2 separate regions of the Homo sapiens genome follow, and region 2 is linked to region 1. A link is a contact called in ENCODE Hi-C or POLR2A ChIA-PET data. All regions are on one chromosome and are shown on one strand. Each heading gives the region's core, a stretch centred on a gene start or an enhancer-like site at or near the end of the contact. The rest is flanking DNA. Distances are from core to core; before and after follow the strand shown. Region 1 overlaps PRPF8 (pre-mRNA processing factor 8). Region 2 overlaps RPA1 (replication protein A1).

The links. A loop is a pair of places that touch in the nucleus more often than their neighbours do. ChIA-PET counts read pairs that join two places held with the same protein, here RNA polymerase II (POLR2A). Pooled maps may share reads with other maps.
Region 2: a pooled map of heart left ventricle shows a loop between it and region 1 (2.4-fold over the local background). The contact joins two enhancer-like sites. A Hi-C loop is called at or near these places in 7 of 50 pooled maps. POLR2A ChIA-PET finds 5 or more read pairs at or near these places in 2 of 52 experiments (MCF 10A and T-cell).

Annotation. Positions count from the first base shown.
Region 1 is chr17:1,667,541-1,672,395 of GRCh38, forward strand. The region is part of intron 24 of PRPF8 (pre-mRNA processing factor 8); the gene reads right to left. Among named protein-coding and RNA genes, the nearest start is that of PRPF8, 15 kb to the right of the region's middle. Within about 2 kb of position 2,036, at least 15 of the 41 ENCODE cell types and tissues checked have a DNase peak (open chromatin) inside an H3K27ac peak, as active enhancers do.
Region 2 is chr17:1,844,750-1,849,604 of GRCh38, forward strand. All of the region lies in intron 4 of RPA1 (replication protein A1), which reads left to right. Among named protein-coding and RNA genes, the nearest start is that of RPA1, 17 kb to the left of the region's middle. Within about 2 kb of position 2,644, at least 3 of the 41 ENCODE cell types and tissues checked have a DNase peak (open chromatin) inside an H3K27ac peak, as active enhancers do.

The DNA.
Region 1 (4,855 bases), core at 786-3,285:
TTTTTTTTTTTTTTTTTTTTTGAGATGGAGTCTCACTTTGTCACCCAGGCTGGAGTGCAGTGGCGCAATCTCAGCTCACCGCAACCTCCACCTCCGGGGCTCAAGTGGTTCTCCTGCTTCAGTCTCCAGAGTAGCTGGGACTACAGACATGTGCCACCACGCCTGGCTAATTTTTGTATTTTTAGTAGAGATGGGGTTTCACCATATTGGCCAGGCTGGTCCTGAACTCCTGACCTCGTGATCCACCTACCTCGGCCTCCCAAAGTGCTGGGATTACAGGCGTGAGCCACCGCACCCGGCCTATTTATTTATTTTTAAATATAAACAGGATCTTGCTATGTTGCCTAAGCTGGTCTCAAATTCCTGGGCTCAAGCAGTCCTCCCACCTCGGCTTCCAAAAGTGCTGGGATTGCAGGCATAAGCCACCATGCCCAGCTTTATCATGCAATTTACCAAGTAATATGGCTTACTAAATACCCCGTTTCATTTAATTCTCACAAAAGCCGTCTGACCTAGGTCCTATCAGTATCCCTATTTTACAGATGAGGGAATTGAGGCCCAGCATGGGCAATATTCCCAAGATCCCAACTAGTAATATGACAAAGATATGATGTGAACCCCATCTGACTCCAGAGCCTGTGCTTCTAACCACTAGAGTCAACTGCATCCTTACCCTCTCAGACACTCCTCCACTCCTCAGCCTCTAACTTCTGATATCCAGTTCCCTGATGCCTACAATTCTTTCCCAGGCCAATGGCCTCTTCTGCTCTCTCTCCTCTCCCCTCTTCCAGTATCTCAATGGGGTCTAGCATTCTTTTTTTTTTTTTTTTTTTTTTTTTGAGACAGAGTCTTGCTCTGTCACCCAGGCTGGAGTGCAGTGTCGCGATCTCGGTTCACTGCAAGCTCTGCCTCCCAGGTTCCTGCCATTCTCCTGCATCAGCCCCCCTGAGTAGCTGGGACCACAGGCGCCCGCCACGACATCCAGCTAATTTTTTGTATTTTTAGTAGAGACGGGGTTTCACCGCGTTAGCCAGGATGGTCTCAATCTCCTGAACTCGTGATCCACCCGCCTCGGCCTCCCAAAGTGCTGGGATTACAGGTATGAGCCACCGCGGCCGGCTGGGTCCCGCACTCTTGATTCCCTTGCATTCAATGCCTTACCACTCTACAACTGTCTTCTAACAGAGCTCTATTCCTTAATCACCAGTGTAATCTATCCACCTTCTGCATCCCTGTCACTGAGTAGCTGGGTGATTCTGGGAAAAACAAATGCTCAGAGTTGTCTTCCCAAAACCCAGCTGAGCTCCCAACACACCTTCCAATCCCTCTCAGTTTCTTCAGCAATCATCATACCCTAATACCATGAAATTCACTATGCACAACTCTTTCCCCTAACTGCAGCCCAAGAAAAGCTGAAAAACTCAAAATCCTGTTATAGCTTCCCACTAACCTCATCTATATCCACATCTTTCCAGACCTCTTTCCTGTCAGGTTCAGAGGATTTTTCCTCTGCTTGCTCTTTATTCTATCCCTAGGGAGACCCTCTGCACCTCTGCTCATCAATTACCTACTTTTCTTTTCTTCGAGACGGAGTCTTGCTCTGTCGCCGAGGCTGGGGTGCAGTGGCACGATCTTGGCTCACTGCAACCTCTACCTCCCGGGTTCAAGCAATTCTCCTGCCTCAGCCTCCCGAGTAGCTGAGATTACAGGCACCCGCCACCGCGCCTGGCTAATTTTTGTATTTTTAGTAGAGACGGGGTTTCACCATGTTGGCCAGGCTGGTCTCGAACTCCTGACTTGGTGATTCACCCACCTTGGCCTCCCAAAGTGCTGGGATTACGGGCGTGAGCCACTGTGTCCAGCCAATTCCACACTTTTCTCTTGTACACTCAACTGCTACTGGGCTCCTTAATTAAAACACGCTCAAGTCACTGTCATTCAAAAACACCTGCACTGACTTACAGCTCCCTCTAGGTGGCATCTGATGTCCTTCCTTCTCTTCAACTGACAAACAGATTGTCCTTGCTGTCTCCACTCACTCACTTCCCATGAAGCCTCACCCACTGCCATCTGGCTTCCATCCCTACTATTTCTGTAACAGCTCCTGCTAAGGTCACCAATGACGTCCTAACTGTCAAATCCAATGGATACTTTTCAGTCCTCATCTAACTGAAATGCTCTTAGGCAACTGACACTGCTCAGCATCACCCCAATTCTGGACACGTGTTCCTGAAGGCCTTGGTTCCAAGACCCGGCACCCTCCCACAGGTTCTGACCACACTTCATCTTAGTATTCCCCACATTTCCAAATTCCTCCCTCTCCTCTTCTCACTCCACATTGTCCCTGGGTGATGTCACTCATTCTTGAGCTTTTGACCTTTTGTGGATAGGCTCCGAAATCTACATCTTTAATCCAGACCTGTTCTCCATGTTTCTTCAGATTGCTTCTCACCTAGGAACCTCTAAGCTATCCCTGACTGCTCTTACCTTTCTAGTTTCATTTCTCTCCCTGGAATGTCTCACTCATACTTTTTAAATCAAATCTAACAGATCATCAATTAAAGAGGCACCACTAAGGGAGCAGAAGGAATCAGGAATCTACACATGTGTATATATGTACTTAAATATGTATCTTGGAACTGAAGAAATAAGGTATAAATAAATACCTGGGGAAATCTCCATCTGAATGTTCTCAGGAACTTCAAACTTTATATATCCTAAACTAGATTTCTTTATCTTCGATCCTAAACCTGTTCTTGTTCATGTGGTCTTCCAGTTGGTGGCACTAACACCCACCTAGTCACCCATGCCAAAATCTGCACATCATTTTTGACTTTTCTTTGAGCATCCCAGGACCACAAAGTTCTGCTGATTTTATCTGCTAACTTCTTATCAAATCTGTTCCCCTCTTCCTACCTCTACTTTCAGTGCTCTCATCATTTTTATTGATTTATGTATTTTTTTGGAGACAGAGTCTCACCCTGTTGCCAGGCTGGAGTGCACTGGTGGGATCTCGGCTCACTGCAACCTCCGCCTCCCGGGTTCCAGCGATTCTCCTGCCTCAGCCTCCTGTGTAGCTGGGATTACAGGTGTGCACCACCACGCCCGGCTAATTTTCATATTTTAAGTAGAGATGGGGTTTCCCCATGTTGGTCAGGCTGGTCTCAAACTCCTGACCTCAGGTGATCCACCTGCCTGGGCCTCCCAAAGTGCTGGGATTACAGGCGTGAGCCCCCGCGCCTGGCCTGCTCTCATCATTTTTATCTGGACTTCTTCAGTGGTCCCCAAACCTGGTCTCCCATCCTATCCTTTCAGGTCCATCTTTCTCACAGCTGCAAGAGTGAATCATCTAACACAGAAATTTGACAAAGTCTGCATCTGTAGTGTGGGAAGCCAAAAAAAAAAAAGAAGAAAAACACATCTGACAAAGTCACTCTGTGCTTAAGACCCTTATATGATTCTTCCTAAGGTGTGCGATGCCCTCCATGATATGGCTCTCCACTATTTATCCAGCCTCATCTCTTAACATTCCCAATTCCACAATTTACTCCAGCAAACCTTGAACTTTCCATGGTCCCATGTACACAAGCTAGTTACATCGCCACACTTCTGGCTAAAGGAATGCTCTCCCTCACCTGTCTCATCACATGCTACTTCTTTCAGGAATCCTTTCCTCTTCCACTTCCAGACTGGGCTAGAGCAATCACTAACTCTAGTGCTCTCACAGATTCCCACATACAGGTTAATCTAAAACCCAAAATGCTCACAAAAAGCTGAAACTTTCTGAGTCCCAACATTCTGAGCACCAACATGACGCTCAAAGGAAATGCTCATTGGGGCATTTCAAATTTTGGATTAGGGATGCTGAACCTGTAAGTATAATGAAAATATTTCAAGGCTGGGCACGGTGACTCACACCTATAATCCAGCATTAGAGAGGCTAAGGCAGGAGGACTGCTTGAATCCAGAGTCTGAGACCAGCCTGGACAAGAGAGTGAGATCCCAGCTCTACAAAAAATTTAAAAATCAGGCCGGGTGTGGTGGCTCACGCCTGTAATCCCAGTACTTTGGGAGGCTGAGGCAGGCGGATCACAAGGTCAGGAGTTCGAGACCATCCTGGCTAACACGGTGAAACCCCTTCTCTACCAAAAATACAAAAACTTAGCCGGGCGTGGTGGCAGGCGCCTGTAGTCCCAGCTACTCAGGAGGCTGAGGCAGGAGAATGGCGTGAACCTGGGAGGCGGAGCTTGCGGTGAGCCAAGACTGCGCCACTGCACTGCAGCCTGGGTGACAGAGCAAGACTCCATCTCAAAAAAAAAAAAAAAAAAAAAAAAATTAAAAATTAGCCAGGCATGGTGGCGTATGCACCTGTGGTCCCAGATACTTGGGAGGCTGAGGTGTGAGGATCACTTGAGCTGCAGTGAGCTATGATAGCGCCACTGCCCTTCAGCCTAAGTGACAGTGAGACCCTGTCTCTAATAAAAATAATGAAAATATTAAAAAAGAAAATCTGAAATCCAAAACATTTCTGGTCCCAAGCATTTTGGATAAAGGAAACTCAACCGTAATGCAATAGTTCTAAAACATAACAGAACGTATCCTTAACAGACTTAACTAAAAAACAGAAAACATTCTGCGCATGCAAATGCCGCACATTTAGAGATATGAAGGTCGGAATGCAAGAAAAATGTTATAGCTAAGAGTTACTCTAATGGAAACCAGAGTAAGGTAACTTTTTTTTGTTTGTTTGTATTTTGAGATAGAGTTTTTGCTCTGTCGCCCAGGCTAGAGTGCAATGGTACGATCTCGACTCACAGCAACGTCCGCCTCCTGGGTTCAAGCAATTCTCCTGCCT
Region 2 (4,855 bases), core at 1,394-3,893, 180 kb after region 1:
AAGGCAATAGTGAGTTTTCAGCTAAGAATCTGCAGCTTTTCAGTTAAGAACTCAGGTAGCTAACACATGGCACCCAAGGAGGAGAAACATGGAAACAAGTTGGAAATTTCAGAGCAGAAGATTAAAGTAGAATGCAGAAATCTTGTTATTTCTAATTTCTTCAGAAGCAGCATTTTTAGGATTTCCCCCAAAAGAATCTTATCTCTTTTGTTTGTTTTTGGTAGAAACGGGGTTTTGCCATGTTGCCCAGGCTGGTCTCGAACTCCTGAGATCAGGCAATCTGCCCACCTCAGCCTCCCAAAGTGCTGGGATTACAGGTGCGAGCCATCATGCCCGGCCTCAAAAGTATCTTTTAATGAAAAGAGGTACTTTATTTTACAGCAGAAAATGATAATTATTTTGTAATGCTGCTTTGTGTGTGTGTGTGTGTGTGTGTGTGTGTGTGTACAATCTTGAATCTTTTATATTAAATGCTATATTTAGCCAATATAGAATACATTGAACCACATGTGGTGGCTCATGCCTGTAATCCCAGCGCTTTGTGGTGCTAAGGTGGGAGGATTGCTTGAGGCCAGGAGTTTGAGACCAGCCTGGGTGACATAGCCAGGCCCTGTCTCTACAAAAAAAAAAAAGTTAAATTAGTGAGGTGTGGCGGCACACGCTACAGTCCTAGCTACATGGGAGGCTGAAGTGGGAGGATTCCCTAACCCCAGGAGTTTGAGACTGCAGTGAGCTGTGATTGCACCGCCGCACTTCAGCCTGGGCAGCACAGCAAGAGGCCATCTCTAAAAAAATAAATTTAAAAAAAGAATGTGTTGTACACGGACAAGTTACTGCATGCTAGAGATACAGTGATGAACAGAACTGTTACTCTCATTGCTAAAACATGACTGATTTCAGGCAAGGTGCAGTGGCTCACACCTGTCATGCCAACACTTTGGGAGACCAGGTAGGGAGGATCACTTGAGCCCAGGAGTTTGCAACCAGCCTGGACAATATGGTGAGACCTTGTCTCTACGAAAAAAAGGAAAAGTTAGCTGGGCGTTATGACATGTGCCTGTGGTCCCAGCTACTCGGAAGGCTGAGGAGAGAGAGTGGCCTGAGCCCTGAGAGGTGAAGGTTGCAGTGAGCTGAGATCACGCCACTGCACTCCAGGCTGGGCAGGAGAGTAAGACCCTGTCTCAAAAAAGACCAAAACAACAACAACAAAAACCGAGATAAAAAATGATAACAATACTAAGAGGTTTAAGTAATTAGTTTTTTAAATTCTGTTATACTGATTTTAGGACTCTTACATTTTCTCCAGCTGTTCTTTTTTCCTACCTCTTTATCTCTGTGTTGGTTGGATTTCACTCAATAACTTTTTTCTGGACTGGCTCTTTAGTGCCGTCTTCCCCATTATCAGCCTGTTGGTCTTTATGCTAGAATGACCACTTGCCTGGCTGTCTATTGTTAGGTTATGTGGCTTTACCCTCAGAATTTTGTCTTCTGGCATTGAATGTTGATCTGGAGAAGTCTTAAGGCCAGCCTGGTTTGATTTCTTCCCTTGTAGGAAGCTTTGCTTTTTTTTTTTTTTTTTTTTTTTCTCCTGAGGCCTCACTCTGGTTGCCCAGGCGGGAGTGCAGTGGCACCATCAGGGCTCACTGTAGCCTTGACCTCCCGGGCTCAGGTGATTCTCCCACCTCAGCCTCCCGAGTAGCTGGGACTACAGGCGCCCACCACCACGCCTGGCTAATTTTGTTTTGTATTTTTAGTAGAGACGGGGTTTCACCATGTTAGCCAGGATGGTCTCGATCTCCTGACCTCGTGATCCACCTGCCTCAGCCTCCCAAAGTGCTGGGATTACAGGCGTGAGCCACCGTGGCCGGCCGTCCATATTCTTTTTTCTTCTGGTATGTGGTATGCTTGTTCAGTCTGCCGATTCAGTTCTTTTCAACGAAGTTTTTCTGTGTGTTATTCCTTAATGTTGTTTTCTATTTCACTTATTGAGTTCCAGTTTTTTACATACGTTGTAGATAACTTTGATCTCCGCATAGGTCTTTACTTTAACCTTTTTTCTGATGGATGCATTGGCTTGCTTCGAGGTTTTCCAACGTAATAGTACAGTTTTTAGTTTTCTCTCTTCTACTCCTCAATCTTTATAAATTATTAGATGTATAATAGTATTGATTTTGTTCTGTTTTTTTCTTAGCTGTTCAAGCTCCCTTTTCTTCTTAGTCTCTTGTTTTAGCTCATCTTTTGACTGTTAATTTGTTGGATTCATATAGTCGTACTTATTTTGCCAATCGCTTTTGGGAAGTGTCACTCCTTTTCTTGGCTTGTACTTTCTTCCAGAGTGGGTTCTTTAATCGGCTTTGCCTCCCTGTTGCTTTCCCTTTTATGCATTGTTGTGTATTGTATTGTTGCTTTGTCATCATCCCTTTTTATTTTGTTCATGCTTAATGTGGACAGTCCTGTCCAGACTTGGTATTTGCTCTGACATAGTCTAGGCTAGGTACATGTTGCCAACCTTCTCACTTGGGACCTTTTATCTTCCACTCCAGGCTATCTTGGAGCGCTTAAGTGGTGTTTTGCAGCCACTTTTCTGTCCTCCAGGGCATGGTTGTGGGAGAGGGTGGAAGTGTTGCTGGGATTGAGTGCAGTCCTTGCTGGGAAACTTCACAGCCCACTCTCTCCAGTCACGGAGACAGCTCCACTCCCCTGGGCTTTGCCTGATGGCACTGCCTCAGCTTGCAGGCTTGCCTCATATTCTTTTGTACCTCTGCTGAGAGCCTGTGTGTGCGGCTGGGTTTATTTACTCCTTGCTTTTTTGGTGATCATTCAGGTTTATTCTAAACAGGACTTGAGCAGTCATCCTTGTACTTTATCTTAACGTGTTTATGCTTTTATTTCTGAATAACAGATCATTAGAATTTGTATTGTGGGGTCAACGGACATCTGTGGAAAGTATACTAATTATACTCATAAATGTTATATAAGAGTATCTATTGGCCAGGCACAGTGGCTCAGGCCTGTAATCCCAGCACTTTGAGAGGCTGAGGCGGGGCAGATCACAAGGACAGGAGATCGAAACCAGCCTGGCCAACATGGTGAAACCCCATCTCTACTAAAAATACACAAATTAGCTGGGCGTGGTGGCGGGTGCGGCCTGTAATCTCAGCTACTCAGGAGGCTGAGGCAGGAGAATCGCTTGAACCCAAGAGGCGGAGGTTGCAGTGAGCCGAGACTCCAGCCTCGGTTACAGAGCAAGACCCCATCTCCAAAAAAAAAAAGCGTATCTCTGAATAGACAAATCCATAGAAACAAATTCAATGACTGGTTCTCAGGGGTGGTAGAGTGTGGAGTGACTGTCATTGTACACATGGTTTCTTTTGCTGATGACAACAGTGTTCTAAAGTGAGGTAGTGGTGATGCTTGCATAACTGCAAAATGCAAAACCCATAGGATTATCCACTCTGGAAGGGTGAGTTCATTATGGTACGTGAATGATATCTCAATAAACATGTTATTTAAAAAGAAGTGTTTGCCATTAAGCTTGTCAACATACTGTGTATTAGTCATATTTTAAAGAATAATTATCAGCCAGGCACGGTGGCTCATGCCTGTAATCCCAGCACTTTGGGAGGCTGAGGCAGGCAGATCACCTGAGGTCAGGAGTTTGAGACCAGCCTGGTCAACATGGTGAAACCCGTCTCTACTAAAAATACAAAAATCAGCCGGGCATGGTGGCACATGCCTGTAATCCCAGCTACTCGGGAGGCTGAGGCAGGAGAATTGCTTCAACCCGGGAGGCAGAAGTTGCAGTGAGTCAAGATTGCGCCATTGTACTCCATCCTGGGTGACAAGTTTTTCTTGCCCAGGCTGGAGTGCAATGGTGCCATCTCGGCTCACTACAACCTCTGCCTCCCGAGTTCAAGCAATTCTCTGCCTCAGCCTCCTGGGTAGCTGGGATTACAGATGTGCACCACCATGCCTGGCTAATTTTTTTGTATTTTTAGTAGAGACGGGGTTTCACCATCTTGGCCAGGCTGGCCTTAAACTCCTGACCTTGTGATCCACCCACCTCGGCCTCCCAAAGTCCTAGGATTACAGGTGTGAGCCACCGCACCCAGCCTGTTCCTTTTTATGGCAGAATAATACTCTGTTGTCTAGATACATCACATTTTGTGTATCTATTCGTTAGTTGATGGGCATTCGGATTATTTCTGCCTGCTTGCTATTACTAATAATTCTATGAACATTTGTGTACAAGTTTTTTGTGGACAGACGTTTCCATTTCTTTTATAGATAATCTGTCTAGGAAAGGAATTGCTAGGCTAAATGGTCATTTTATGGTTAACTTTTTGAGGCTATTGTTCAAAGTGTGTACACCAGTTTACCTCCCTGCCAACAGCGCGTGAGTGTGGAGTTTCTCCCCGTTCTTGCCAGTACTTCAAATTACACTCCATAGAGTTTCAGTTAAACTTCTCTGTAGACTATTTAGTAGTTTATAGACAAGGTCTTTCTTTACTTTTTCCCTCCAAATTTTTGTTGGCTGTTCTTTTTTTTTTTTTTTTTTTTTGAGACGGAGTCTCGCTCTGTCTCTCAGGCTGGAGTGCAGTGGTGCGATCTCGGCTCACTGCAAGCTCCGCCTCCCGGGTTCACGCCATTCTCCTGCCTCAGCCTCCCCAGTAGCTGGGACTACAGGTGCCCACCGCCACGCCCGGCTAATTTTTTGTATTTTTAGTATAGACGGGGTTTCACTGTGTTAGCCAGGATGATCTCGATCTCCTGACCTCATGATCTGCCCACCTCGGCCTCCCAAAGTGCTGGGATTACAGGCGTGAGCCACCGCACCCGGCATTCCTTATTCTCA